Linked DNA regions of Mus musculus: all the other regions are linked to region 1. Evidence: chromatin loops called from intact Hi-C (ENCODE). Cell type or tissue: left cerebral cortex. All regions are shown on one strand. Region 1 holds the start of Aadat (aminoadipate aminotransferase). Region 2 overlaps Palld (palladin, cytoskeletal associated protein). Region 3 overlaps Nek1 (NIMA (never in mitosis gene a)-related expressed kinase 1). Region 4 holds the start of Clcn3 (chloride channel, voltage-sensitive 3). Region 5 has its middle 41 kb from the start of Gm34730. Region 6 overlaps Gm34730 (a long non-coding RNA gene). Region 7 has its middle 25 kb from the start of Hpf1.

Region 1 (4,000 bases):
GAGAGACAGAAAGGGAGTGGATCCAGAGGGGAGAGGAAGTGTGTGTGTGTGTGTGTGTGTGTGTGTGTGTGTGTGTGCAGAACATCCAAGGACTGTTCTATACATTTCCTTTCTTCCCACTGTGATGCTCTTCCCACTGTTCTTTTCAGTATCATACTCAGCTCAAATGGGACTTCCTTGTAGATGTTTCTCTGGCTCTCCCAGTCACTTAAGGTTGAAAGCTCATCACTGGGGTGTGTGAAGCATTTAGTACTGATTTTGCTTTTAATATTTTAAAGTCTTCTCCCAACTTCCCCAGTCATTGTACACCCCATTAACAAAAGATCTCAGTCACATCATCAATGGCATTTAAAAATGAACCAATAGAATTCTACCGTCTATTGGTCACTTACTTACCCATAGCTTGGAGAGTATTGGAGGGCCCTTTTGATCAAGTCGTCTTCAAACCGGATGGTGCTTCCGTTTTCCACAGTGAAGGCAGCTGACTTAAAGGGGAACATGCTCGGGTTTGGAGATCCAGGAGCCAGGGAGATGAGGGTTTTTGGTGCTTTGCTCAGTATGTCCGCTATGATAAACACAAAAAGAAGAAAAAAAATGTGTCCACCGTCCTGTGGTCTGAACATTAATGTCCCTGACCAAGTCCTATACTCGACTCTAGTACTTGATATGCTATATTAAAGATGGGATTAGATCATTAAAAACTCTGCCGTCAGAAATGGAATTAGTGTTCTTACAGAAGAGACCGAGCTGCAGCGAGAAGCATCATTTATTTGGATTTGTCCTCACTGGGTACCTGATGTTGGGCATGGCAGTCTCCAGAGCCGACAGAACATTCTTGCTGTTTATTAAATTACCACTCCTCTCCTCTAGTCTGACAAAGCAGCATACTGGGCTAAGACTGAATGCTAGTCTGAAATAAATACAAAGTAAATTTTTCTAGACTTTCTCACTGGGGGAGGAATCCAAGAATGCAGATGGCGAAGAAAAATGGAGAGGGCCCCAGCAGCAGAAGGCCTTTTTCCCTGTTGCCCAATACCTGTGTGTGTCCCAACTCCACCTCTGGGTCCCATTCCCCAGTCCTTTAAGAGCCTTTCTCTACAGCTGGCTTGAAAGATGTGCCTCATGCTTGGCCCTTTGGCTCATCTCCAACACCTCAGCAAAAATACTCACTGCCTTGCCTTGCCTTCCAAGCCAAGCTCTTAGTGAACAAAAGTTAAATAACTCCTCCTTCACTAATGCTCACAGGTTGTCTTCACACTTGAATGAATGGGCACAAACCCTAGCGGTGAGCGCCAAAACAGGGCACCATGCAGAGCTTCCGCTAAGAAAACTCCACTCTTGCAGAGCAGGGAGGGCTCTGGCTTTGTTTTTCACCTGTAGTTCTGATGGGAGATGGCTTTCTGGCCAGGCTCGTTGCAGTGAGGAACCGTGAGTAATTCATGTCTCTGCTGGTCGCGTGGAGCAGGATTCAGAAAGCCAGTCACTCGGGATGCACTGTTAGCTGTCCCTGTGTAGTGCCACCCAATCTGCCTGCCTACCGGCTGCGGTAGGTGTCTGAGATCTAAATAGACCCGGGTCAGGAGGCAGAAGGGACAAAGTCCATCCACAGAGGGGCAGTGGCTGACCCGGGTGCCCTCTCCCGCCCCGCCGGCCGGCCTATGGCAGCTGACCACAGGCAGCCCAAGTCACTGGTCAGGGATGGGCTTGGAGAGACGAAAACCGCTAGGCCCTGCTGTGATGCACGATAACAACAGGGATCGGTGCCCGAATTCACATAAACGCAGCGTGGATTCTTGACCTTGCTGCTCAGAGTCTCGCAACTGCTCAGAGCCTCGCAGCACAGCTTTGCTATTGGCCAGCCCCCCAAACCCTCCCCTTCAGATCTTTGAAATGAGCCTCTGGAAGCTGATGGTATCTCAGGATCCTGGTCCTTTAGTACCCTCTGGTGGTAGTTTTATTCCATTGCAGCAGGCATTATAATAGGTGCTTAGCCTTGTTTCTCAGTATCAAGGTGTCTGTCTCTCTGTCTCTCCCTGTCTCTCTCTATCTCTCTGTCCCTTTCTGTCTCTCTTTCCCTTCCCTCTCTCACCCCCACCCCCCAAATCTTCAAGGGGACCCAGATGAATTCAGGTAACTTTACAAAGTAGAAGCCCGGTAGAGTAAGTGGGGATAGTTACTCCCAACCCCAAATTTGAAGACTAAATCTGCAGTCTCCTCGATTCTCAGCCTCTTCTCCCACTGAGTTCCAAAGCTTCCACTGTGTAAGTGCTCGGTTGAAAGTGTGTTGGGTATGGTGAAGATAAAGCGATTATCGAGTATGAAATTACCTGGTTGATGACCATACAAAGAGAAACTGTCTTAAGTTCACAGTTATTTAAAGGAGGGAGCGGTGAATGAATCGCTCAAGGAGTACTTTTGGAAGCTGAGGTGCCTGGGCCATATAGTGAGTGAATTCCAAAATTAATAAAGAACAGCTGAAAACTCAGGGTTCAAGCTTGTCCCTGGGAACAGGACATCTCATGACGTTTGAGGTGTCAGCTTTATTTGACCACTGTAGCTTAAACTAGCTGTGTCAGGCAAGGACTTTGCATCCAAGAGGATGGTCCTCGGGCTGGCAAGAGGGGCTTTGGAGTTATAACCATTCTGACTCTAAAAATAATACGTGCCACAGATAGCCTGACTTCTCAGTGTTGGAGGCCAGCCTCTTCCTGCACTCGTACACTCTGAAGACAGAGCACGAGGCATAGACTCTAAGACCATCAAATCATGAAATAAAGATTCTTTAAAAAAAAAAAAGCTTGCTGCGTTTTCTATGCAGACTTTTCTGTGTTTTAGTTAAGTTTAAATATTGTCTTGATAAAACACCATGACCAAGGCAACTTAGAAAACATTCGATTCAGTGTCCACTGTTCTGCTGGGTTAGATTCTTTGGCCATCATGGCAGGGAGCATGGCAGCAGGCAGTCATGCAGGCATGGCGCTGAAGCTGTAGCTGAGAGATTACAGTTGGATTCTCAGGAAAGAGGCAGGGAGAGATCCCTGGGAAAGATGTGGGTGCTCGAAACTTAGGAGCTTTCTCCAAGCAATATACCTCCTCCAACAAGACCCCACCTCCCCAACTTCCCAAATAGTCTTACCAACTGGGGACAACGTGTTTAAATACGAGAGCCTATGGAGACAAACCCCACTTAAACTGCCACCTCCTGGAATTAGACAGGAAAAATACCTGAGATGCTTCCTGGTTATAAGGTGAATGGTGATTCTGGCCAGGTAGGGAAACAAAGTGACCCATCAGAGAAGGTAAAAGGATGTGGGGGTATTGGTGGTTGTGGTTATAGAAATACACCACAGACCAAAACCACAGTCCAAGGGAAAGGCTGCATACTAGTCGTTCTTCCTTGTTGCTGTAACCAAATCCCGTGGGGAAGCAACTTAAAGGACCAGAGGGCCACTCTGGATTACAGTTCAGGGCATATTGGCCGAGAAACTCGGAGGCAGGAGACTGAAGTGTCTGATCACAAGATTTCTTTTCTTTTTTATTTTATTTTATTTTTTATTAGATATTTTCTTTATTTACATTTCAAATGCTATCCTGAAAGTTCCCTATACCCTCCCCCTGCCCTGCTTCCCTACCCACCTACTCCCACTTCTTGGCCCTGGCATTCCCCTGTACTGGGGCATATAAAGTTTGCAAGATCAAGAGGCCTCTCTTCTCAATGATTGCTGACTAGGCCATCTTCTGATACATATGCAGCTAGAGACACGAGCTCCGGGGTACTGGTTAGTTCATATTGTTGTTCCACCTATAGGGGTGCAGACCCCTTCAGCTCTTTGGGTACTTTCTCTAGCTCCTCCATTGGGGGCCCTGTGTTCCATCCTATTGATGACTGTGAGCATCCACTTCTGTATTTGCCAGGCACTGGCATAGCCTCACTCGAGACAGCTATATCAGGGTCCTTTCAGCAAAATCTTGCTGGCATATTCAATAGTGATCATATGAT
Region 2 (4,000 bases), 1.0 Mb before region 1:
CCTACTTCGAAGGAAAATTTCCGTGTATTTAAGATTTGAAAGAGGAAAAAGTCATAATAAGTCAAACACCGAATGGAGCCCCTCCCGCCACAGCCCCTGCAGTACATTCACAGGCTCTATCCTTCACTCAGCTGTAAGCCTGCTCGGTGGGAACGCTTCATGATAGATAACAAGTGTGCTCTTCTCTCTGCGTCTGCACATGGATCAAGAGGACCAACTGCTCAGACTGTGGCCGACCTGTGGTGACCTTTAGTTCCTGATACCATATTGTGCTATGCTCTGCTCTCTGACTCACTGGGAGAGCTGCAGTGACAATGACGAGAACAGGGCATGCTCACTCTGCTTGAGTAACGTCGCCCCCTGGAACTGCTCCTCTGCAAACTTCCTGTTTTGAAAGGACCCGGTCAACACCTTCCTGCCCTAGGGCCACAAATCCTGCTTGTCCATTATCAAACCCAGAAAAATGGGAACAAACTATAAGCTCCCCAGGACCTGGAGCCCAGTCATAACTATCTATCTACTCTGATATTTCTGTACCACTTCTAGTGTCTTCCCACGGGGAGAGGGTACATGAGGAGAAACCACTTCCTAACTACTGCTCTTTCGAAACCCCACCCCTTTAACCCATGACGTAATTGCGCTTTTTCCCCTTACATTCTCCAGATGTGACTACATGTGTCCGAGACACCTTGTTGGTAGCAGGAATGAGTACTTACCATGGGGCAGGAGGAACTGTACGGGTTCTCTGGCTGATTTAGACAAGGCTAGTGTTTCAAAGGAACCGTTTCATAATCCAATAGTTTTATGATTGTTTTATGATCCAATAGTCTTTGGGTAGCAGAATACATCATTTCCCACTAGTAGAGTAGGAGGAAGGAGGAATATCAACTCTTCCTCACTTCTCTTCTATCCTAAAGTCAAGGGCAGCCCTATACAAAGCCAGCAGATGGCCACTGCCCCTCCCTTTAACAATGCAAGGGGGACTAGCCATTGAATGCTTTGGCCTGCTCTCTGTTCAACACAACTGCCAAGCTCTTAAGGTTTTCAGGATGTCTCCATTGTGATGCTAATTTGTCTGACTTTCTGGGCAATTTCAAATTGCTCTGGTTATTCACTTTCAAAGATTATAAAATAATAATAGGTCTGTGTCACATGCATCTCCATGGTGATGGCCAGTCCTTGGTGGGAAGCTTTCCAGCTGAGTGTTACTGTTATAAAGGCTGCACCTCCCGTGTTTCCAAAGAGCTCAGAGCTCGGTGCCATCATCACCTGGGAATGTTTATAGTCTTAGGTGAGGTAAGAAGATGACAGAAATATGTTTTAATCCCCGTTTTACTTACCTCCGAATTGTTCTAGAAAAGATGTTTAGAAGTGTATCTCTCAGTGCTCATGGGAACCACGGGAAGGTTTTAAACAAGAGAGTAACATGGAAAAGCCATTGTTTGTGCTACCGGAGGACGAACTGACTCTGGATCCGTAACTCTTGGTGATTTGATGGTTTTACTACTGGAGAAGTTCATGTGTGTCTCCTTTCTGGTGTAGGTCAGTGGGTTACCAACCCCAGATCTCAGCTGGCAACTAGATGGAAAGCCCATACGCCCCGACAGTGCTCACAAGATGCTGGTCCGTGAGAATGGGGTCCACTCCCTCATTATAGAGCCAGTCACGTCCCGGGACGCCGGCATCTACACATGTATTGCCACCAACAGAGCAGGACAGAACTCGTTTAACCTGGAGCTTGTGGTTGCTGGTAGGTGGCCTGTGATTTCTTTCTCACTGCTGAAACAAGTTAGTGGGCAAAGAAATGAATTCTGTGGTCAAGTAATGACTTTATGAGTTCCAAATTTTAAATCTTCAAAAAAAAAAAGGCATTTCAGGTGGCAGCCAGGGAATCCTGGTGCTGAAATACTCGGCACCACTAGGTGGCAGCAGTAGGTAAGGCCTGTGCGAGCCTGTTGACTTAATTAGAGCAATGCTCTCGCAGCTGCTAGCAATGACTCCGAATCTCTGAGGCCTGTCAGGCAGGCATTCTGAGGAGCAGATGGCCGGGCACTATGTGGGCCTATCAGTCTTGAATTAATTGAGGAAATAACGTGAGTGGAATGAAGCGTACAGACCTTTGCTTGAGGGGAGGGCTAACCTCTTACCACCCGACGTGAAAACAGTACTTCATCTTTCTAAAGCTCCCGAGTTCCTCGCAGTGACCCTTTGGCATGCCACTAACAGATCATTCCTCTCGTGTTCCCTTAGCTAAGGAAGCACACAAGGCCCCTGTGTTTATGGAGAAGCTACAGAACACGGGGGTTGCTGATGGATACCCAGTGCGGCTGGAATGCCGTGTCTCGGGAGTGCCGCCACCTCAGATATTTTGGAAGAAAGAAAATGAATCGCTCACTCACAGCACTGAGCGAGTAAGGTAAGACTGCACGGTGGCTTCGTCTACCTCAGAACTTGCACAGTCCCGGTGCTAGCTGAAACGACGCATCAGATACTGCATGCAAATCGGTGAGCGTAAAAGCCATGTACGTTATCATCAGTGATGTGCAAGACGAGAGCCACACTTCGTCCAAATGTAGGCTTAAGCTTTGGAAGAGAGCAATTTTGGGATGTGACAAAGCAGATTCTGACTTAACCTGGCTGCATTTTTGAAATGTGTATATCAGAAAGAAAAGATAGATTCGTTTGCTCCCATGGTGGTGGCCCAGCCTGTGGTTTTGTAAAGGCGGGTCTTCCCTTAAGAATTAGTGCATGGATTTACTCGCCCTCTTGAGGTCTGCTCTGCTCTCCCATTAACTTAATGGGGCTAGCTGCCTCTCTAGAATAAGTATGATCCTATTATCTGCTGCTCGCACAATTCCGTTTCTAATGACCTAATTAAAAATGATGCTTCATGTCCAAAGCCACTTTTTAAAAATGTAGAGCCCTAATGACTTTATCTTTTTCCGCAGCATGCACCAGGATAATCATGGCTACATCTGCCTGCTCATCCAGGGAGCCACAAAGGAAGACGCTGGGTGGTACACTGTGTCCGCCAAGAACGAAGCAGGCATTGTGTCCTGCACTGCCCGGCTGGATGTCTACAGTGAGTGCGCCTCATTTCATCTCGGTGCATTTCACACACTGAATGGTTAAGAATGAGATGGCAGAGTGATATATCTCATTACTCTAAGCTTTACATTTCTAAGTTAATATGCCAGGATTTTATTTGCCAAAAAAAAATTCATATTACTCTTTCTCTTTCTGTTTGTAGTTTCCCGACATTAATAGTGAAACCCTTCCAGGAGAACAAACACCCAAGTATCTCCAGGGTCTTTGATTGATTAGCGAGATGTGCATGTTGGTTTCTTAGGCTGGCTGGTCAGCTGCGCCTTTCTCACTTCAGCATCGTAGGGGTTAACATAAAGGCATCCGCATCTTTCACATTTTCTTATTTGTGTATTCTGCAAGTGACTGTCTCTAACCATTTCCTCCCAAATCATATTTTTTTCCGTGTCTTGGGGTAGTTTTAACATGGCTATACCTTGATTCTGGAATGTGGACTTACATAGCTAAGCGCTTTCCTCATTAAAATATCTTCAGCAGCTCTTGGCAGTAGACTCTTGAATGTGTGTATGTGTGTTTGTATACATGCATCCTAAATTAAAAAAAAAAAAACCCTACCAACTCAATTTCAGGACTACAACAGAATTATATGACCCATTGATATAAAGATAAATAAATAAAAACACTAGAAAATATTTCTTTTAATTCCAAGAAAATTACCTCTGCTTGAGAAAGTAATAGTCTTTTGAAACTTTCTCAGATGTCTGGTTCTCTTCAGTTTATTAATGTTGAGATCTATCTAGACTTCCTAACTATGATTATTATTTTTAAAAAAAAAGGGAAGGAATCTAGGTCAGATATAGGAAACTTATCAATTGCTCTGAGACTTTCCACTCTGCAGATACTAGAAGAACAAAACTTTCTGTGTTGCCTGGCTTCCCAGTCCCACAGGCACAGA
Region 3 (4,000 bases), 540 kb before region 1:
CTTAAAACATTCCTCCATCCTTGTTCCCTGGCCCTATTTATCCTCTCCAACTTTTGGGGAAAGAAAAATAAACAAAATACCATTTCAACTACTTAATATAAAACATATAGAATACATTTAGCAATAACATACAAGTCAGTGTGCTTCCTTAAATAAGGCACGTGTGGGGAGGGGCAGATGCACTGTGGAGACATCTCTTACCCGCTGCTTCTCTTGCCGCTTCATCTGCTCAGCCTTCAGGAACCTAATCTGTAACAGTTTCAGACATTTTCTCAGAACCCGGTTCTTATCCCCTACAGCCAGGCAAAGGGAGAAACACAAGGCAAACAACTACCTGATCCTTTTGCTTCTTTTCTTTCTCAATAAATTCCAACCTTCTTTTTTTTGCTGCTTCCTTAAACAAAAGGAGAATATTTATATCAATATATACATATATATTTTTTTAAAGACAGGGTTTTTCTGTGTAGCCTTGATTGTCCTGAACTTGCTTTGTAGAACAGGCTGGCGTCAGACTGAGGTCTGCTGGACTCTGCATCCAGAGGGCTGAAATTAAAGATGTGCGCCACTACTGCCCAGCTCTATTAATAATCTCTACTTTTTATATTTTCATCAAGAAAATATATCAACACGAGAGTGACACCAAAAGAAATAAGGAGATGTGAAATGAAGAAAGCAAGATATTGTAAATATTTGAAAGAAACAAGGTGGAAAGGGTTAGAGGCTCTGTAACAGTGATTCTCAACCTATGGGTCGTGACCCCTGGGAAGATAAAATGACATTTTCACAGGGGTCACATATCAGATATTACGTTACGGTTCATAACAGTAGCAAAATTACAGTAAGAAAGTAGCAGTGAAAATAATTTTATGGTTGGGCGTCACCACAACATGAGGAACTGTATTAAAGGGTCAAAGCAATTAGGTTGAGAAGCACTGCTCTATAACATTAGTGGGTTTGCTGTTGTCTTAAGAACTATTTTGAAAAGCTTTAAAATAAACACACATGTGTCTTTATACCTCAGACATTTTCTTCCTTTCTTCTCCAGAATTCATTTTCTTCACGGGAATTTGATGGGCCTGGACAAATAAAATAAAATAAAGCTACGAATTAGATAAATTAGGCAAGACACTCATTTGGAAATTACAAATTTGTGGAAGTTTAAAGTAGGAAAAGTTAAAGCCAATACGGTCATAAATGTTTCAAAATTTGTTGTACTACCTTTTGATATGCCTTTCACTAAAGAAACTGGAATATGACCCTCAAAGAAATCATGAAAATGGGCTCCTTATCATCAAACTAGTTTTGTTTTCACAACATATTTTTAAAATATTTAATGATTTATTTAAAAACAATTTAGTGGTGGTGTACACTTTTAATCCCAGCACTCAGGAGGCAGAGGCAGGTGGATTTCTGAGTTCGAGGCCAGCCTGGTCTACAGAGTGAGTTCCAGGACAGCCAGGGCTACACAGAGAAACACTGTCTTGAAAAACCAATATATAATTATATATATATAATTATTTTATTCAATATTTAAATTTTTAACATGTATTCAGTACATTTTTATCATGTATACTCCCAAATTCTCACCTCTAACACTTTTTGTATCACCAAGCCCCAACATGATTTTGAGCCATGTACATTCTTTCTTATCTCTCCCCACCAATTCCTCCTGGGTCCCCATCAACACACATACCTATTTCAATTTCCTCTCTTTTTTGTTTTTATAACTGAGTCTAATAACCCATATATGCCCATGTGTGTGTGGGGGGGGGTCTAGCCAATGAATCACCAGCAACATATTAAGGGCACACACCCAAAGAAAAGTGACTCCCCTCCTCCAGCAGCAATCAAATTCAGGTTGTCAGACTTTGTCGTGAGTCGACTAGCCCAAGAAGAAGGTGTTCAAGATGGCTGCATATTATCGATGGGTTATAAATTATTTGATCTTCTCTATTGTCTTACATAGAGAGTATTTATGGGATAAAATGCCAAGCTGGCCCTCTGAGATCATCTGATTACTTTCAGAATGCTATTTCTACACTGAAGAGATACACAGAAATACCATACTAAGGAAATTGTTCTGGTTTCTGTCACCTACAAAACAAAAACAAATGAAAGTGAGCCCACTGCTAACACATGCTCCTGCAGCTCCCTCTGGTGGCTTAGTGTCAGCAGCCTTAAAGAAATGCCTGCACCTCCAGTGAAAATATGCCAACCTCCCATAAACTACTGCAAATCTCAATATAAAAGATGTTTCATAGTTTTTCAGGGAAGTGGCCTTTTTTAAGAAAACTAATTTAAAAAGGAATCATTCAAGAAAAGTGAGCAATAGGCACTTACTATCTCCCAGTCAGGCAGTGTGCTACTAGCTGACACCACCTCAGCTCTTCAGGAAGAAAGAAAGAGCAAGGGTTCTGGGAGATGAGGAGGCTGTGGAAGCCTGCTTCAGAAAACTAAAATACCGCAAAACTTGCTGCTTCCTCAGTCTATATCTGTGGTATGACGCTTGACAGGTTTCCTATCTATTTGGTTGCTATGTTTTGTTTCTATAATTCTTTAAAATTTTCATAACTTTACTTCGATTCTCTTTTGTTGTAGTAAAATATACAGAATAAAATCCTTTTTACCACTGCAAGTGTATGTTCTGTGTCATCAAGCAAATAGTCTCTGTTGTACAGTGAATTTGTGTTAGGTTACATCTTTTACAAACAAGTTATGGCACATCTCAAGTGTTGGTTACTATTTAGTTTTCAATGGGTTGGCTTAGAAAAATCAGGCTTATTTGCTTAAAAAAATTCAGAAAGTGGTGGACTTGGTGGCACATGCCTTTAGTCCCAACACCTGGGAGACAGAGGCAAGAAGATTTCTATGAGTTCCAGGCAAGGCTGGTCTACAAGGTGAGTTCTAGGACAGCCAAGGCTATTACACAGAAAGACCCGGTCCCAAAAATAACAGAACCAAAAAACAATTTAAAAAGTGATAACCTTGCCTAAAACCCCAAAGCCAGTAGGTAGCCTTTATCATCTGAGCCAGTTTCTCCATCACTCAGGTTATGACAGGTGGAATCTATTATTCTGAATATTAGTACTAGGAATACAAAATTTCCACTGCATGCAGCTTGTGTACATGGAATACTAACTGAAAATGAAGGAAGCATTAATAAAAACACTTTATTTGAGTCCATCAGCTATACAAAAAACCACATGGTTTCAGTCCTGGTCAATAAGGGACCTTTACCATATTATTAATTCAGCCCCCATTTCCTTCTTTTTTACAGACTAGTGTGTGGCCAAGAGGTAAAACAAGTCTATTTCTACAGGTTCACACAAGTGTGTATTTCTTATTGATTTAAAGACACAAGTATGTCTGCCCTCTTTTACCCATGGCCAATATGAGTTTTATCCCCAAGAAATCAGACAAGCTATGCATGTCTATATTACAACTGTTAAACATAGGTTGCATGTGTAAATACTATTTGGAATAAATAGGTCTTGAAAATATCTATGAAATAAATTTACTTTTAATTAATATTTTTTTAAAAATCTATAAAAAATGAAACATGTTTGTAAAGAAATTTTGGTATGGAACATAAAATTTTTTAAAAGCATATTTGTAGCAGTGAAGTCAACTTAACTGATTTCATAGCAATAGACTATAATGCAATTTTGATGACAACAAGTGAAATACATAGAATTTGCTTAAAGAAAGGCATTGTTTGGATACTGAAAATGTGTTTCTCCCTTCTTTTATTTTTCAAAGTTGTCAAAAGCACAGTAAGTCAATTTCAGATTTATCCAAATACTTCATGGAAAAAAATGACATGATTATATTAAAATAACTTCAAATACCAATGTGCTTCACAAGAAACCAAGTTGTTATCACCCAAATTATCTATGTATGCAAAGAATCTATTTCAAAAGTTGTTTTTTATTTATTACTAGATGCTGAAATACTTACTCTAAATCATTATCCACACAAAAGCCAGGCTTTCTGATGTTTA
Region 4 (4,000 bases), 480 kb before region 1:
ATTTTAGCTCCCCAAAGACAGCCTTGTCTGTTTAATCCCTAGAATCAATAAGTTAGGTTATGGGAAGACTCTGCCTTTCACTGACGGCTTTGAAGATGAGGGAGTAAATGAGCCAAGAAATTCAAATGTTTTCTAATAACTTCAACAGCACCAAGGCTGATTCCTCCCTCAGGCCTCTAGAAGAAAACAACTTAGCCAACTTTGATTTTAACCAGTGAGACTTGTGTCAGAATTCTATCCTATAGAACTCTCATATAATAAATACCTGTGCATAGCAACAGGAGAGTCACACAAACTCTCATTAAAGTTCTAAGAATTTTGATAGTCAGGCTGCTGGTTTTTGTTTGTTGTTCTTTTATTTTTTTTATAAGTCTATAAAAATTCCTTGCTGAGAATTATCTCTGCCGTAAGAATATCACTCTTAAAAGGGTTGATAAGATCCCTGTCAATGAGGACAAGGGACGAGATGATGTTGCAAGTGTTCCTGTCACAGCACTTATACTACACAGTGCCAGGGATGTCCCGACTCTTTCTTTCAACTCAGGTCTGTTAAAGAAGAGATTTTGTGTCAGCTGATTTTTTTCTGACAAGAATCTTGGAGGAATCACAAAGAAGTTGATTTCTTGGCTGTAATCTATTTTTTGATGACGCTATCACACAGAACATTATTGAATGTGGTGCTTCTGAGCCTCACACATTTAAGGAGTGTTAGAACCTAGTAGGGAAACCCCCACCCAATTCCCGATTCGGCATGCACCCAAAAAATCACGAAGGACCATCCTGATGTAATTACATGAGGACGTTTAATTACGGAGCTCCAGACCGACATGCATCCCACATAGGAGATAACAGATGTCGGCCACGAGGCTCGAAAGCTAGGGGTTTTTATGGGATAAGGGGCTTATCTTTGTTCACATAGTAACCAGTTGATGTATGACTTTACCCGGTGTCATGGGGCAGTAGACAGAGGGGAGGTTCCGGCCAGATGGTGTCGACTCAGACAAGATAGCCTTGCCTGCGCCGTCCTTGCATTTTTTCATTTTTACAGTCAAGCTGTTCTTAGGAATGTCTTAACAACAGCCCTGTCTGTTCTGCTTTGTTCTCGGCCCCAGGCCACGGGCTCATAGACAACTCTTTTACATGAATCACAAGTTACAAAATCTCATTTTCCTTCAGGAGTACTTACAGAAAGGCTTACATCTAACCTGGAAACAGTTAAAATTATTTCTCTGAAGAGAGTAAAGATTGAGAACTACTAGTGTGGTTGGATGTATGCCAGAAATTAAGTATTTTACTTCTGTCAAGCTTGAAGTAGAACACAGCACTTCTGGTATGCCACAAACTGTGCCCACCACATGTTTTAAAATAAATTATTCTCACAAATCAGTGTATAAGTGTTACCAAAAAACCAACCAACCAAACAAACAAACGAAAACAAATGTATAAGTAGACAGTTTTCTTGTCTACTTAAAGGAGTAATCTTTCACAAAAGAACTAAAACAGTTCAGAAGGAATCTGTCATCTTTATAGAAAATAGATCGATTGGCTATGACTACTGCTTTTAATAAAAAATCTAGACGCTCCCCCTGCAAAAGAATCAGGCTACATGTCAGCAGTGAGAGCTCAAGTCACACTTAATATATGTAAGACAGTAAATATACTAGGACATTAGTATTCATTAGGCGATATATAAATATACATGAGACACTCAACCAAGACATGTCTTAATTCTGCCACCCAGTGGCGACTGCCATCCTGGTCCCACAGGTCTTGTCCAGTTACAAACACTGCACCTACCTGTTCACCAGGCTCTTGGGCAAGCTCTGGCCGAGGCCAGGAATTTATTTATGCACCTCCCTGCTGAGTCACAATACAGCTCCTTGAGCAAGGGGAACAGGCTTCCTATATATTGTGACACACGACAGGAACCCAGTATGTAAGACCACGTGGAACCCTCAGCTCTTTGGAAATGCATGGTGTCTAAATTTGGACTCATCAGGATTTTCTTTGGTATTTTTTTGTTAAAGCGCATAACCTGCGACGGCGCATAAGGCTGGATGATACCGTAGTACACTCTGTACACCATTACAGGCCCTGTAGCATTAGACGCGGCTCTGGAACCCCGGGGGTCATACGCTCGCTTCCGCCTGCTTCGGCTTCTCACCGCTGAGCGGAAGCCAGGCATTGCCACGATGCCGGGGACCGCACACTTCCGAAGCGCTTTCTCCGCCGGGGAGAACGTGAGCGACGTGAGAGCAGGTGGCACCTCGGCCGCCCAGCGTGGCCTTCGAGGCTCCCCTAGGAGGTCTTCTCCCGGCCACGCCCTGGTCACGCCCATCGCTCCATTCCGACCAATAGGCGCAGAGGTGCCTCCCAGTGCGGCCGTGGAAGTGCTTGGACGGTGGGACGCCGAGCGGCCGTTCACGTCAACGCGCTGACGTCACGCGCGTGCGACGCACCTGTCGGGCTCCGACTCCTGCAGCTTCTCTTCCAGTTCAGCGGGTCAGGGCTGGTCGCGGAATCGCTCGGCTGTCACCTCGCCAGCTCGTTGCCGGTGCGCTCGGGGCGGGCCGTCCGTCCGTCTGTCCGGAGGATGAGGCTGGAGTGGGCGGAGGCGTGAGAACCGCGTTACTTTCCTCCCGAGGTGGAGCGCGACTGCTCCTGTAGTCCTTGGAGAGCGCAGTGAGCCTCCAGTCGGGGCAGAGGCGGGTTGGTTTGAGGGCCCGCTGGAGCCGGAGGATTGAACTTCACCCTGAAACCAGCCTCCGCCGGTCCCACCTGGCCGCCTTTACGTAACCTCTCCTGAAAGGCCGGTAGCAGTAAAGTCCGCCGGGGTGGCCACCCGGCAGCGGTGTCCCGGTGAAGCTCCCGGGGCGGCTGGCGCGCGATCGCAAGCAGATGCGGGGTCCACAGGCAGCGCAGCCACCAGCCGCCCAGCTTGCTATGCCTCTGAGCTGCAAGGTGAGTCGCCAGCTGTCAGCTTCACGCCTTGACGGTGGACCGCGAGGCCGGGCTCTGGCCGAGGTGCCCACCTACCTGCTGTCCAGCCCATTAAAATCTCTCCTGTTCCCTCCCGGAACCTTCGAAGGACCTATACGTAGAATTAAAAACTAGGAACCAGCACAGAATTAGTCTTGAATTTACAGTTTGCTCAAGTTTAAAAACGTTTAGGTTTTTTTATTTTATCTTATTTGGTCTTTAGACTTATGCATATCAAATCATTTTTTGTGTGGATATTTGCGTTTTGGTAGTAAACTTGTTGAAACAGAAGTTACTTTAGAGAACTTTTCGTCCTGTGTGCTTTATTTAAAGTATGGCGTTTTAAAATTAGACCACAAGGAAGTTAATTGCATATTCATCGGGTGTGTTCTAATTCTAGGCCGAGATTTCGATTTCCTTTGAAAAGGATGACTCTTTAAGACAATTGGACCAAACCTTTTAATACCTCTCCGCGTGTGCGAGTATAAAATTTAAAAAGTTCAGTTCTGCAAACTTTTTTTGAGCCGTGTATTCAGTTCCTGCACGATCACTGTGGCTTATATATAACTGATACTTTGTAGATGTACTTTTTACCCATGAAAAATTTAGATTATTTTCCTTGGGTCAGTTTTACATACCTCTGTAAATTACAAAAAAAAAAAATGGTTTTTCAGTTCGGGAGTATATACAAGAAGTCCAATGCTTATGTGGATGTTGTTGAGCAGTTTTGAGAGGTGCTGTTTCTGCTGATGTGTTGTTTGTTGTTTTTTAAATATGGCTTTAAATTTAAGTGTATGACGTATGGGTATTTTCTCACATTGAATGTTTATATGGTGTTGACAGAATTTATCACAGATACTGTTCAACCCCTGCCCCTTCCTCTCCCTTTGCTACTTACTTCAAAGCCTCTCTTTGAGTGGCAGCTCAAATTATTTTAAGAGGTCAGTATAAATAACTAAGGTCATTGCTTGGAAATAGTGCCGTCTATGTACCTTATGAAAACTTTAAAGAATTATTCTGA
Region 5 (4,000 bases), 85 kb before region 1:
AATTTAGGGGGTTCACACTCTATGTTAGAAAACCTGACTTAAGTTTAAATTCAAGTAAAGTACTAGGCCAGTACCTGACTTCAGTTTCCAAGTTACCCCTCAACAAAACCTGAGCCTAGATTCAGTTTCCAGGTTATTTTCCCTTAACAAATCCACCCACCACCTAGCACCAGTTTCCAGGTTATTACTCAACAAATACACACCTTCAAGTTACAAACCCAACCCTTCCTAACAATCACCAATTAGGAGGGAAGCAGAAGTTAAGTTTATGGTTTGGCTCCCAGCACCAGCCAATTATGTTAAAAGCCATAGTAGCCCCTCAATTAGATGCTTTCCAGGCTAGAAACCCTAACCCCTTGCTTGTCATTTCCTATAAAACCTTATACTGATGAGTGTTCAAGGCTTTACTCCACTGGAACCATCCTGTGGGTCAAGCCCAAGCTTGAGCTTATGAATAAAGACCTTTGTGTGATTGCATTGGATCAGCTCCTGATTGGTCCTTTGAGGTTCTTGAACACTTACTTGGTACTACATTTTGATTTGAAAATATTTCCCATTGTCTAGCGCTGGGCTTGCTCTTTAGTCCAGAAGAGCCTTGTGGGATGCTACGTTCTCCAGTCGAGTCACCTGGACAAGCCGAAAGGCTTAAAAGTCACTCATGAGGCAAAAGAGTTTCAAGCAAGCTCTCCTCCTGGAGTCTAGCGTTCTCTACCCATACATTAATTTTTCATTCCCGCGTTCCATTTCTGCGTTAGTCTAGTGTATAGATCCACATGCTCTCTTTCAGTATTTTCCTATTATAAGTGCCTTTTAAAATTGAATTCCGACATGGCTAAAGCCTTCCGCCAGTATTCCAACAGTCCTAGAACGTCCTTGAGCAAGAAAATGGGCTTGGAATTCAATAAGAGCGTTGCCTATTCAGTGACATTCAGAATAGCCTCTGGTACTACACTATCACTTAGAATAAAAGCCAAGTCACGCCCTTTCCGGTCCGAGCAGCACCAGGGTAGCTAGGGCGCAGAGTCGGCTGACTCCCGCCAGCTACCCACAACACCTGCCACGGGATCTTAAGACTTCTGGTAAGTGGAACACAGCATCTGCTCCAATCCAATCGTGCGGGACCTGAGACTGCATTAGTTAGGGAAGCAGAAAACCCGGCCTGAGTAGGGGCACAAGCCCCTTCCGGTCCGAGCAGCACCGGGGTAGCTAGGGCACAGAGTCGGCTGACACCTGCCAGCTACCCACAACACCCGCCACGGGATCTTAAGACTTCTGAGGATAGGAATCTGCCCGGCGTGGGAGCACTTTGCCTAAGCATTGGCAGCAGACATCTCAGTTCCGGGACCCTGCCGAGTGTATCCTGCACAGGCAGCTGGCTATTTTCCCGGCCAGAGGATAGGGATCTGCCCGGTGCAGAAGTGCTTTGCCTGAGCATCAGCAGCAGACATCTTGGTTCCGAAATCAAGACCACTCACCATCATCAGAACGCAGCACTCCCACCCCACCTAGTCCTGGGCACCCCAACACAACCAAAAAGCTAGACCCGGATTTAAAAGCATATCTCATGATGATGGTATAGGACATCAAGAAGGACTTTAATAACTCACTTAAAGAAATAAATGAGAACACTGCTAAACAGTTACAAGTCCTTAAAAAACAAAAACAAAAACAGTAAAACACAACCAAACAGGTAGAAGTCCTTAAAGAAAAACAGGAAAACACATCCAAAAAGGTGATAGAAATGAACAAAACCATACTAGACCTAAAAAGGGAAGTAGACACAATAAAGAAAAGCCAAAGTGAGGCAACACTGGAGATAGAAACCCTAGGAAAGAATTCTGGAACCATAGATGCGAGCATCAGCAACAGAACACAAGAGATAGTAGAGAGAATCTCAGGTGGAGAAGATTCCATAGAGAACATCAGCACAACAATCAAAGAAAATACAAAATGCAGAAGGATCCTAACTCAAAACATCCAGGAAATACAGGACACAATGAGAAGACCAAACCTACGGATAATAGGAGTTGATGAGAATGAAGATTTTCAACTTAAAGGGCCAGCAAATATATTCAACAAAATTATAGAAGAAAACTTCCCAAACCTAAAGAATGACATGCCCATGAACATACAGGAAGCCTACAGAACTCCAAATAGACTGGACCAGAAAAGAAATTCCTCCCTACACATAATAATCAGAACAACAAATGCACTAAATAAAGAAAGAATATTAAAAGCAGTAAGGGAGAAAGGTCAAGTAACATATAAAGGCAGGCCTATCAGAATTACACCAGACTTTTCACCAGAGACAATGAAAGCCAGAAGAGCCTGGGCAGATGTTATACAGACACTAAGAGAACACAAATGCCAGCCCAGGCTACTATGCCCGGCCAAACTCTCAATTACCATAGATGGAGAAACCAAAGTATTCCACGACAAAACCAAATTCACACATTATATTTCCACGAATCCAGCCCTTCAAAGGATAATAACAGAAAAAAAAAATACAAGGACGGAAACCACGCCCTAGAAAAAGCAAGAAAGTAATCTGTCAACAAACCAAAAAGAAGACTGCCACAAGAACAGAATGCCAACTCTAACGACAAAAATAATAGGAAGCAACATTTACTTTTCCTTAATATCTCTTAATATCAATGGACTCAATTCCCCAATAAAATAGATTAACAGACTGGCTACACAAACAGGACCCAACATTCTGCTGCTTACAGGAAACCCATCTCAGGGAAAAAGACAGACACTACCTCAGAGTGAAAGGCTGGAAAACAATTTTCCAAGCAAATGGTCTGAAGAAACAAGCTGGAGTAATTCTAATTACTCCATTCTAATATCAAATAAAATCGACTTCCAACCCAAAGTTATAAAAAAGACAAGGAGGGACACTTCATACTCATCAAAGGTAAAATCCTCTAAGGGGAACTCTCAATTCTGAATATCTATGCTCCAAATGCAAGGGCAGCCACATTCATTAAAGACACCTTAGTAAAGCTCAAAGCACACATTGCACCTCACACAATAATAGTGGGAGACTTCAACACACCACTTTCATCAATGTACAGATCGTGGAAATAGAAACTAAACAGGGACATAGTGAACATAACAGAAGTTATGAAACAAATGGACTTAACAGATATCTACAGAACATTTTATCCTAAAACAAAAGGATTTACCTTCTTCTCAGCACCTCACGGGACCTTCTCCAAAATTGACCATATAATTGGTCACAAAACAGGCCTCAACAGATACAAAAATATTGAAATTGTCCCATGCATCCTATCAGACCATCATGGACTAAGGCTGATCTTCAATAACAACATAAATAATGGAAAGGCAACATTCATGTGGAAACTGAACAACACTCTTCTCAATGATACCTTGGTCAAGGAAGGAATAAAGAAAGAAATTAAAGACTTTTTAGAGTTTAATGAAAATGAAGCCACAACATACCCAAACCTATGGGACACAATGAAAGCATTTCTAAGAGGGAAACTCATAGCTCTGAGTGCCTCCAAAAAGAAACTGGAAAGAGAACACACTAGCAGCTTGACAACACATGTAAAAGCTCTAGAAAAAAAGGAAGCAAATTCACCCAAGAGGAGTAGACGGCAGGAAATAATCAAACTCCGGGGTGAAATCAACCAAGTGGAAACAAGAAGAACTATTCAAAGAATTAACCAAAGGAGGAGTTGGTTCTTTGAGAAAATCAACAAGATAGATAAACCCTTAGCTAGACTCACTAGAGGGCACAGGGACAACATCCTAATTAACAAAATCAGAAATGAAAAGGGAGACATAACAACAGATCCTGAAGAAATCCAAAACACCATCAGATCCTTCTACAAAAGGCTATACTCAACAAAACTGGAAAACAATGGTGCTGGCACAACTGGTTGTTATCATGTAGAAGAATGCGAATTGATCCATTCCTATCTCCTTGTACTAACGTCAAATCTAAGTGGATGAAGGAACTTCACATAAAACC
Region 6 (4,000 bases), 110 kb before region 1:
GTGGACATCATGGATCTTTGTACTTCTGTCATATGATCAGGGTTATTAAGCTGGACAATTTTTCTTTGATTATTTGCTCCATGGAAAGGGTAATATGGCTGGCCAGGCAATAGTTTGGTTTTGAAAGCCCAGCCTGCTAGCAACATGGATAAAGCACACATTGCCATGTAGTATCTGAATAGATTTTATAGTGCTATAAAAGACGATGATCTGTCCCTTTCAGAGTACACATTTCACAATTAACATGGTGGGCAGGATTTTACTGCCTGGCACCCCAATCATCTCATGAAAGTGGAGATGCTAATTAAATAAGTAAAGCAAATGAGCACGGAGAAGGTACACCTTGTTGTTGTTTCTTCATTTAATTTCCAGAATCAGCGAAGTCTTCACACTGAAGAAGGAAAGTTCCAAGTTCAAGGACCAAGATTAGGATCATTCTGGAACACCTTTTTGGGTTGGCATTCAGAACTGAAAGTTTAGCTCTGTTGCACAAAGGGTACAGTGCCAGGTGATGCACTCTTTGACCAAGAAGGATAAAATGGACTAAAGAAAAGGGGCCACCTACCCATCTCAAAACTATTAACCCAGAATTGTTCCTGTCAAAAGGAAATGCAGGGACAAAGAGTGGAGCAGAGACCGAAAGAAAGGCCATCCAGAGACTGCCCCACCTGGAGATCCATCCCATATACAGACACCAAACCCAGACACTATTGCTGATGCCAAGAAGTGCTTACTGACAGGAGCCTGATATGGATGCCTCCTGGGAGGCTCTGCCAGAACCTGACCAATACAGATGCAGATGCTTGCAGCCAACCATCAGATTGAGCATGGGGAGCCCAATGGAAGAGTTAGGGGAAGGCCTGAAGGAGCTGAAGGAGTTTGCAACCCCACAGGAAGAACAATATCAACCAACCAGACCCTGACCCTCCCAGAGCTCCCAGAGACTAAACCACCAACCAAAGAGTACACATGGAGGGGGAAGGAGGGGCAAGGAGGGGGAAGTGGGTTTAAGGAGGGGAAACTGGGAAGTGGGATTACATTTGAAAAGTAAATAAATAAAATAACCAATTTAAAAAAAAAAAAGAAAGAAAGAAAGGAAGAAAGAAAAGAAGAGCCAATAGGACAGCCCAAAGTGCAGCGATGCTACCAGTAAGCCCATGATTTATAGCTGTGCTGTTCCTGCAGTAATGCCCTGTGAGCATCCCTGAGGCCAAAAATTCAGATGGAATCCTCCTCAGAGCCCACTGCCTAAGTTTTCACTGATCTTTACCATCAGTCACACTTAATATTAAATTGCCAAAGAAGATTTGCCCAGAATCTTTGACTTTCTACAACTTCCTCATAAAATACTTTTTTTTTTTTTCCTTCAAGCTGCTCTTCTAATTGATGTGTGAACACCTACGTCAGATTTCAGTGCATTTGTGAAGACAGAGGCACTGGGGGCACTTGGCGCATTTACAGTCAGTGCATCTGGGGACAAAGGCAGCATATCCTGTCTAACAGAGCACCAAACATCAGAGTATGATGTAATCCTAACTCGTGCTGCAATCTTGATTCCATGTAAGATCAGATTCCAAGAGTGGGAATTGGGATTTTCTTTTATAGGAATGTGGGGGACACAGTTCACCTTCTGAAAGTGTGGTTTCCTTGAAGAAAAATTAGCTTCCTGTAAGAGACCCAGCAAATATTTTGAGAGTAAATACTCATTTGCTATGACTGCCAAGTAGAATTTGCCATTTTAACTTTGAACAATATGCTGATGGACCTTGAAGTGTTAAGTGTATGTTGGCCTTCCTAAGAAGCACACACACACACATACACACACACACACACACACACACACACACACACGCTTCTCTAGAATAAAAAATAGTCTTAAAAAACATAAAAACACCACTTCAAGACTACGCAATATTCTGCCAGTCTCACATAAGAAGACAGATTATATTAAGTGTGTCAGTTGTAAAAAAAAAATCAATATTTAAACTGATTCTGTTTTCTACCATTCCTTAGAATTGTTTCAACCTTGTATCTTCATCTAGTATGCAGCAGGACACCCTGTTGATGGAATCAAATAATGCTTGTATACAGTGACTTGTATTTTTGAAGTTAATTGAATGGACATGTCTAGTTGGCATTGTTCATAAAATTTCAGGCTTATAGTACGATTTAATCATATTGGATGCATAGTTCTTTCTAAAACTTGAAATTTTCTTAATATCAGATTTCCCAAATTCCCACTGATCTTTTCTGCAAGACTGCCACCTGCTGGCAAAAGGTTTGTTACTTTACATAGAAAACAATTGCACAGTTTACTCAGTGTACAAGGGGATGCATTACAACTTGAAACATGTACCTAGGCTTTGGGGTTTCCTAGGTTGGTGTAAATGACCGAAACATAGATGTCCCCAAAGCCCTCACCCTACAAGGTTTTATGTGTATTCTTTCCAGTTGGCTGTTAATAGCAAGCCATGAATACATGTGTCTGAGTCTTGGGAAGACGGGCCAACTGTGGCTCAGGCTCATTCCTTTTGAATGATTGTGAAATGACTATGACTGTGGGCGAGGGGTCTCTAAGCATTGTTAAAATGTATGCATCTCTGAAGTCCTTTTGTAACTACAATTTTTCTAATGTATTGGGAATGCAGCTTTGTGCTCTGCCAGGACTGCCACCTTACTCCCCTGGCTGGCAGCAGCAGCCCCAGGACTACCCCTCACTAAGGACTTCCTCAGATCTTCATAAAGTGACACAATTTTACACTGTGATGACAGGAACTGCTTACATGTGAGCTTGCAAGTCTGCTTTAAACAATCTCCTATTTCCTTGTCTGTAGCAGGGTTAACGATTCTGTTGTAACAGGGCTAACATTTTCTAGTTGTCTTGAAGTTTAAATTAGATTTCAATATATACATGAAAACTGTTAACTTTGTTATTGGTATCTCAGGGTCAGATATGGCACCACTATCACCAGTAATTAAAAGACTGATCAAGATATGACAATGGCCTCCTCTTTTATCTACAGTGATAAATCCATGTTTACTCCCCTCCCTGACTTGAAAGTCAGGTAGATAGAATTTGAAGTTTCTTGACCCTGTATATCACTAGGATCATGATAGAGATGCCTCCTAGAGTCATCAGTATGTTTAGAGCTCCTTTAGGTTTGTTAGTGTGCTCCCTAGTCTTTGTTCATTAAGCCTAACTATGTATTTGTTAGAAAGAAAGGTGAATGATGAAGACAGTTGCATGAGCAAGAGCAAGAGCAAGAGCAAGAGCAAGAGCAAGAGCAAGAGCAAGAGCAAGAGCAAGAGCAAGAGCAAGAGCAAGAGCAAGAGCAAGAGCGGCCATTAGTTCAAGGACATGAATTTACTCTACTTAGCTTCTGTGAGAGGTGCCAGAATCCATGATCAGGAAAAAGAACCCCCTTAAGAAAGACAATTCTCTTCTACGCTAATTCCCCCAATGAGGTAACATTTTAGGTGCTATATCATATCATGACTGGATTTTTGCAGATTTTTGTTTTGTTTTGTTTTCCACTCTTGCTCGTCTCAGCTTCAAGGGCCTGAGGTTTCCCTTATTTGCCCGTATCCCTAAGAGACTTGAGTAATAGAGCTGCTGGCTGGGTCTCTGGCTACACAGAACAAACAGTGCCCATGTGTGAATTGAATTAGGTGTTCAGGATGAATGTTCATCATTTTAAAAGCAGTGTTGATCAAATCCTAGTTTCCTGGAAAGCATCCCATAAACACTTGTTTCAGTCATTGGCAAAGATTCCCAAGTTGTCAGGGTGACGTTTAACTACAGCATGATCAGTGTTTAGATTTGGAGGCATTAGACAGGGCGCACACAATTTGATACTTGTTGGGACACTTGTGCTGGGAGTGGAAGCTGGCACTCCAGCACTGCAATCTGTGCTGCCTCCTTCTGAGACCTACATCCTTGGAACTCCAGCATCAACCTCAGGTCAGGGCAGGTAGGGCATGAAGTACTTAGGAAGGAATG
Region 7 (4,000 bases), 360 kb before region 1:
CTTTCTGCTTTGAGGCCAGAAAAAAAACATCTATTTTTATTTCATGCTAGTGATTGAGATATGGGCATGAAACAAGCAGGGCATTCAAAGTAACATTTCTCATGGTTTGTGTAGCTCCTAAGATATCCCAATGTATATTCACACTCCTTCCTTTTTACCTAAAAATGTGTGACTTCTGTTTTTTACTTCCCTTAATCTGTTGAATATATTGTTGGAAATGTGTGCTCTATTTATGTTCAGCTCAGAGCCTGGAATAGACACAATGCTGAGGATAGAATTCTGCACTGGATATCTGCCTTTTGCTCCTCCAATAATGGGCTTTCAGTTTTTCCAGAAGATTCTTCTTGGCCTAACTTTGGAAAGCTACTGCTATAAAATAAGCCCCCTTACCGGGTCCCAGGAGCTACAGAGAAGGGAGGTCAGCATAAAGGAAGTGACAGGGATGCATACTTTTGGAGTTGGCTTTTTTTTTTTTTCTTTTTCTGGTTTCTACAAATCCAGCATCATCTGTGAGATGCATGTAATTGGAGAGTGCTCCTGTGTTTTGTTCAGGCATTTTACAACCTCCTTTCCTTCACCACTTTAAAAAATGTCACCATCAAATCTCACCAGCATCATCTTCAAATAGATCTAGAGTTCTGCTACCTCTGGCCATCTCCTTATTCACTCCCCACCCACCCAGGTTCTAGCCAACAGTGGTTCTTGCTAGAATACGACTGTAGCCTTTTGATGTGTATCCACACTGCTGTGCCTGCTTCCGTTCAGTCCTCTCTTCACATGCAATGTGAATTTTTTTATATATAAACAAAAGAATACTCTATCATGTTAGCATTCATTTCATGAGTTCCCACTGCCTTTAAGACAACACTCAAAGCCCACCTGTGCTCCTCAGAGATCAGCATGACTTGGCTTCTCTGTCTCTCTGTCTCACTCTGTCTTTCTCTGTCTCCTCTCTCTGTCTCTCTCAGTCTCTCTGTCTCTCTCTTTCTCTCTCTCTCCTTCTCTCTGTGTGTATGTGTATAGGCACTCATGTGACCCACGTTGGTTCTCTCTATCCATGGACCTTGGGTTCTACCATAAAGCTCAGCTTGTTTCACAGTACTTTTGCCCCCTGTGTCCCCTGGCCCATGCTGACCTGGCTTACATCTGCAGTCTGCCACCCTTCCTACTGCACAGAGTCCCAACTCTTGTATATTTTGTTTTTCTTACTTGAAGTATTTCCCCACCCTGCCTTAATCTGGTAAATTCTTTCTCAGGTCCCGTCCATAATGTAGCCCTCTACACAAAATCTGCCTGTCCTGTTCATTTACCGTGACCACCACAGCCAGTGCCATCATGACTGACTGTTCAGCATTCAGCTCAGGATGGTTTTCCTATCGTTGATTTCACAGAGAAGTAGCTGTTCTTATTGCTGGTGTATGCTCTGTGTCCGGCTCAGGGTCTGGCACCTGATCACTGCTCCAAAGATATTTCTGGAACCAAGTAAAAAAAGCAGAGTTTCAAGGAGTGTGGTACAATTTACCAGGAAATGTGGGTTAAATCTAGACGAAAGAGGATTTTCATTCAGGTTGCTTTCTTAGGTTTTTTTTTTTTTTTCCTTTTACATAGGCTCTCTCTGTACATCCCTGGGATGTCCTGGAACTTGCACTGTAGACCAGGCTGGCCTCGAACCCACAGAGATCTGTCAGCCTCTTCCTCCTTTGTGCTGGGATCGAAGGTGTGCAGCACCTCACCTGGCCCCGTTCTGTATTTTTTTGGATCTGAAGCTTTTCAGCTGAAGATAGGTAGATTGGATGTGGAGATTTCTCATAATGGAGTTGAAGTAATGAAATGTAGGTGACCATTCACTCAATAAGTTGCTCTGAGCAAGGCTCCTTCTGGCCTTGTAGACAAACATGGTCCCCAAAGTAGAAGCAGCACAGCCTTCTGGGACAGAGTGATCCTGTGAAACCTCAAAGCTGGATACATCTGTACACTCAAGGAACAGCATCCACTTAAGTGCCCTCTGGTCTTCCTTCCCCATTATGCCAGCAAATATAAAATATATAATGCAAAAACTGAACATGTAGTCAATTACAAAATGACAGATGAACTTGACTAGACTCCAGGTTGCCAGTGACCTTGTCGACCACAAGAGGGCGCTGTTTAAACTCTTGTTCAACTTGGGGGAACAATTGAAGGAAGAAAATTGGCAATCTTAGGGTTGGCCAGATGGACACCTATTTATATGATAGTGACTCTGGAATTCCATTTATTTTTATGCTGTGAAAATTTCATTTTTTCTCATCTGCAACAAAATTTGCATTTTAAATGGCACTATTAAAAGTAGAGAATTGTTTTTTGTCTTAAAATCTAATTTTAAGTCTAGTTTTGTGTGGAAAAAAATATAAGCAATTCATATAGGTGAAAAATAGATGATAATTCTTCCAAAATTAACCTATTTCTATTTACTTATTTTCTAATTATACAGACTCATGAAGAAATAGCTTAAAAATACTTCTAGCAGTTATGTGATTTTAAATATTTAAATATATGCAATTTTTAGATTTAAAAAAGAGATTTATTAATTATGGCTAGAGGACTGTTTTTTTAAGAACATCAAGATGTAATTATATACAAATTTATATACCATGAGTCAACTGTACAGTGGCTGTATCTGCCAGCCTTCCTGGTACGTAAGATGTAGTTAAATTGTCTGAAGGGATGTGACTCAAGGCTAGAAATATGTTTTTCTACGTAAGGGCTACAGAGAGAACACACTGTAGATTCAGTGAGCAGCAGTAGCCACTAGAGTAATAGCTGTTTATGTAGGCTAGACCCTGTGCTTAAAGCACTTTACGTGGACGAAGTCATTAATTCCTCACAATGTTGGGAGACAGATGGTACTGTTTTCATTTCAAAGATGAGCAAGCGGAAAGGTTAAGTGACTTGTACAAGATTAAAAGCTATTAAGAGACGGGGCCAGGATTTGAACATCTCTCCTCTGAGGCGCTTAGACAGAATTCTCAGTTGGCAGATCCGGCTGAATCAAATTATCCAGCGACAGGGATAGAATCCTTCTCGTCCGGTAAGGTGCCAAATCTGTACAGCTATCCTTATTTTGAACATCAGGATTTGGCTAAGATAAGATTCTCTGCCTCGGGCTGGAGAGATGGCTCAGTGGTTAAGAGTACTGACTGCTCGTCCAGAGGTCCCGAGTTCAATTCCCAGCAACCACATGGTGGATGGGATCTGATGCCTTCTTCTGGTGTGTCTGAAGACAGGTACAGTGTACTCATATACATAAAATAAATAAATAAGTCTTTAGGAAAAATAAGAAAAAAAAAAAAAAAAAAAAGGTTCCCTTCCTCTCAGGCCCGTGATCTGGAGCTCCAGACACTATTGGGGTAGTGCTGTCAAGGAGGACGACTGCAGATACACAAATGAGAGACAGGCAGGGACATGGAAGGCTTCGGGCTTCTGTGAGAGCCCTGACACCCCCAACCCGGCTCCCAACACACAAATAGCCAGAAATGGAAGCCATCAAAGAGAACTCTTACAGCCGGTGATAAGGATGCTGAAGTGCGCCTCTCCACAGATGATGGCCTCAGACCCAGGGTGCAGGTGGAGAGCACTCAGTTTTCTCTAGCGGCAGGCGACTGGGAGCTGAACCACGCTCTAGTAGGTATGTGGACAAACCAAATTGGACTTGTTTCTTTTCTTGTTATTGCCACCTTGGTGGGAGGAAGTCGCAAGGGCAAAGGGGCTGATGGACATGAAGGACTGGGAAGCGAGTGTAAGCGGGGACTAGGAGGTGAAGTTCCCAGAGAATCAATAAAAATACTATTTTGGAAAAAAAAATTCTCTCTGTCTCATAAAGTGCTTCATGGAATGGGTGCCCGTGTTTAGGGTGACTGTCGGTAAATAGGAGGTGTGGGAAAGAGGACGGTTTCTGCTGACTCACTTGTGTGATGTCAAGCTTTATAGGAATACAGACAGACTTATATCTGAATCATAAAAA

Evidence for each region. Peaks named below come from ENCODE experiments on the same cell type or tissue, not always from the same donor. Only the 100,000 strongest peaks of a DNase experiment are listed, where the experiment ranks them.
Region 2: a loop joins it to region 1, with 11 times the contacts of the local background. A loop is called at or near these places in 8 of 42 quality-filtered maps.
Region 3: a loop joins it to region 1, with 4 times the contacts of the local background. A loop is called at or near these places in 4 of 42 quality-filtered maps.
Region 4: it touches region 1 in a loop (4-fold over the local background); 5 of 42 quality-filtered maps call a loop at or near these places.
Region 5: a loop joins it to region 1, with 5 times the contacts of the local background. A loop is called at or near these places in 21 of 42 quality-filtered maps.
Region 6: a loop joins it to region 1, with 2.4 times the contacts of the local background. A loop is called at or near these places in 2 of 42 quality-filtered maps.
Region 7: a loop joins it to region 1, with 5 times the contacts of the local background. A loop is called at or near these places in 24 of 42 quality-filtered maps.

What each region holds. Positions count from the first base shown.
Region 1 is chr8:60,503,654-60,507,653 of GRCm38, reverse strand. It overlaps Aadat (aminoadipate aminotransferase), which reads right to left and starts at 1,530. Exons shown (of 13, transcript NM_011834.2): 1 at 1,375-1,530; 2 at 397-565. The coding sequence starts at 1,441. In left cerebral cortex, CTCF peaks have their summits at 1,281 and 1,943 (motif pointing left); DNase peaks (open chromatin) are centred at 1,518 and 1,889; H3K4me3 peaks cover 798 bases; H3K27ac peaks cover 401 bases.
Region 2 is chr8:61,514,285-61,518,284 of GRCm38, reverse strand. It overlaps Palld (palladin, cytoskeletal associated protein), which reads left to right. Exons shown (of 22, transcript NM_001293772.2): 19 at 1,543-1,750; 20 at 2,251-2,416; 21 at 2,949-3,082. Among named protein-coding and RNA genes, the nearest start is that of Cbr4, 29 kb to the right of the region's middle. In left cerebral cortex, a CTCF peak has its summit at 1,926 (motif pointing right); DNase peaks (open chromatin) are centred at 1,941 and 2,408; H3K4me3 peaks cover 496 bases.
Region 3 is chr8:61,040,309-61,044,308 of GRCm38, reverse strand. It overlaps Nek1 (NIMA (never in mitosis gene a)-related expressed kinase 1), which reads right to left. Exons shown (of 33, transcript NM_175089.4): 12 at 1,017-1,076; 13 at 335-394; 14 at 202-249; 15 at 1-50. Among named protein-coding and RNA genes, the nearest start is that of Nek1, 49 kb to the right of the region's middle. In left cerebral cortex, a CTCF peak has its summit at 2,156 (motif pointing left); a DNase peak (open chromatin) is centred at 2,153.
Region 4 is chr8:60,981,737-60,985,736 of GRCm38, reverse strand. It overlaps Clcn3 (chloride channel, voltage-sensitive 3), which reads left to right and starts at 2,426. Exons shown (of 13, transcript NM_173873.1): 1 at 2,426-2,961. In left cerebral cortex, CTCF peaks have their summits at 1,736 (motif pointing left) and 2,407; DNase peaks (open chromatin) are centred at 995, 1,812 and 2,390; H3K4me3 peaks cover 2,199 bases; H3K27ac peaks cover 1,284 bases.
Region 5 is chr8:60,588,907-60,592,906 of GRCm38, reverse strand. No RefSeq gene overlaps it. Among named protein-coding and RNA genes, the nearest start is that of Gm34730, 41 kb to the left of the region's middle. In left cerebral cortex, no CTCF peak of the experiment used is centred here; no DNase peak of the experiment used is centred here.
Region 6 is chr8:60,615,407-60,619,406 of GRCm38, reverse strand. It overlaps Gm34730 (a long non-coding RNA gene), which reads left to right. Exons shown (of 3, transcript XR_379010.3): 3 at 373-2,993. Among named protein-coding and RNA genes, the nearest start is that of Gm34730, 14 kb to the left of the region's middle. In left cerebral cortex, CTCF peaks have their summits at 2,080 and 2,279 (motif pointing left); a DNase peak (open chromatin) is centred at 2,268.
Region 7 is chr8:60,863,852-60,867,851 of GRCm38, reverse strand. No RefSeq gene overlaps it. Among named protein-coding and RNA genes, the nearest start is that of Hpf1, 25 kb to the left of the region's middle. In left cerebral cortex, a CTCF peak has its summit at 2,124 (motif pointing right); DNase peaks (open chromatin) are centred at 680, 2,166, 2,728 and 2,970; H3K27ac peaks cover 1,124 bases.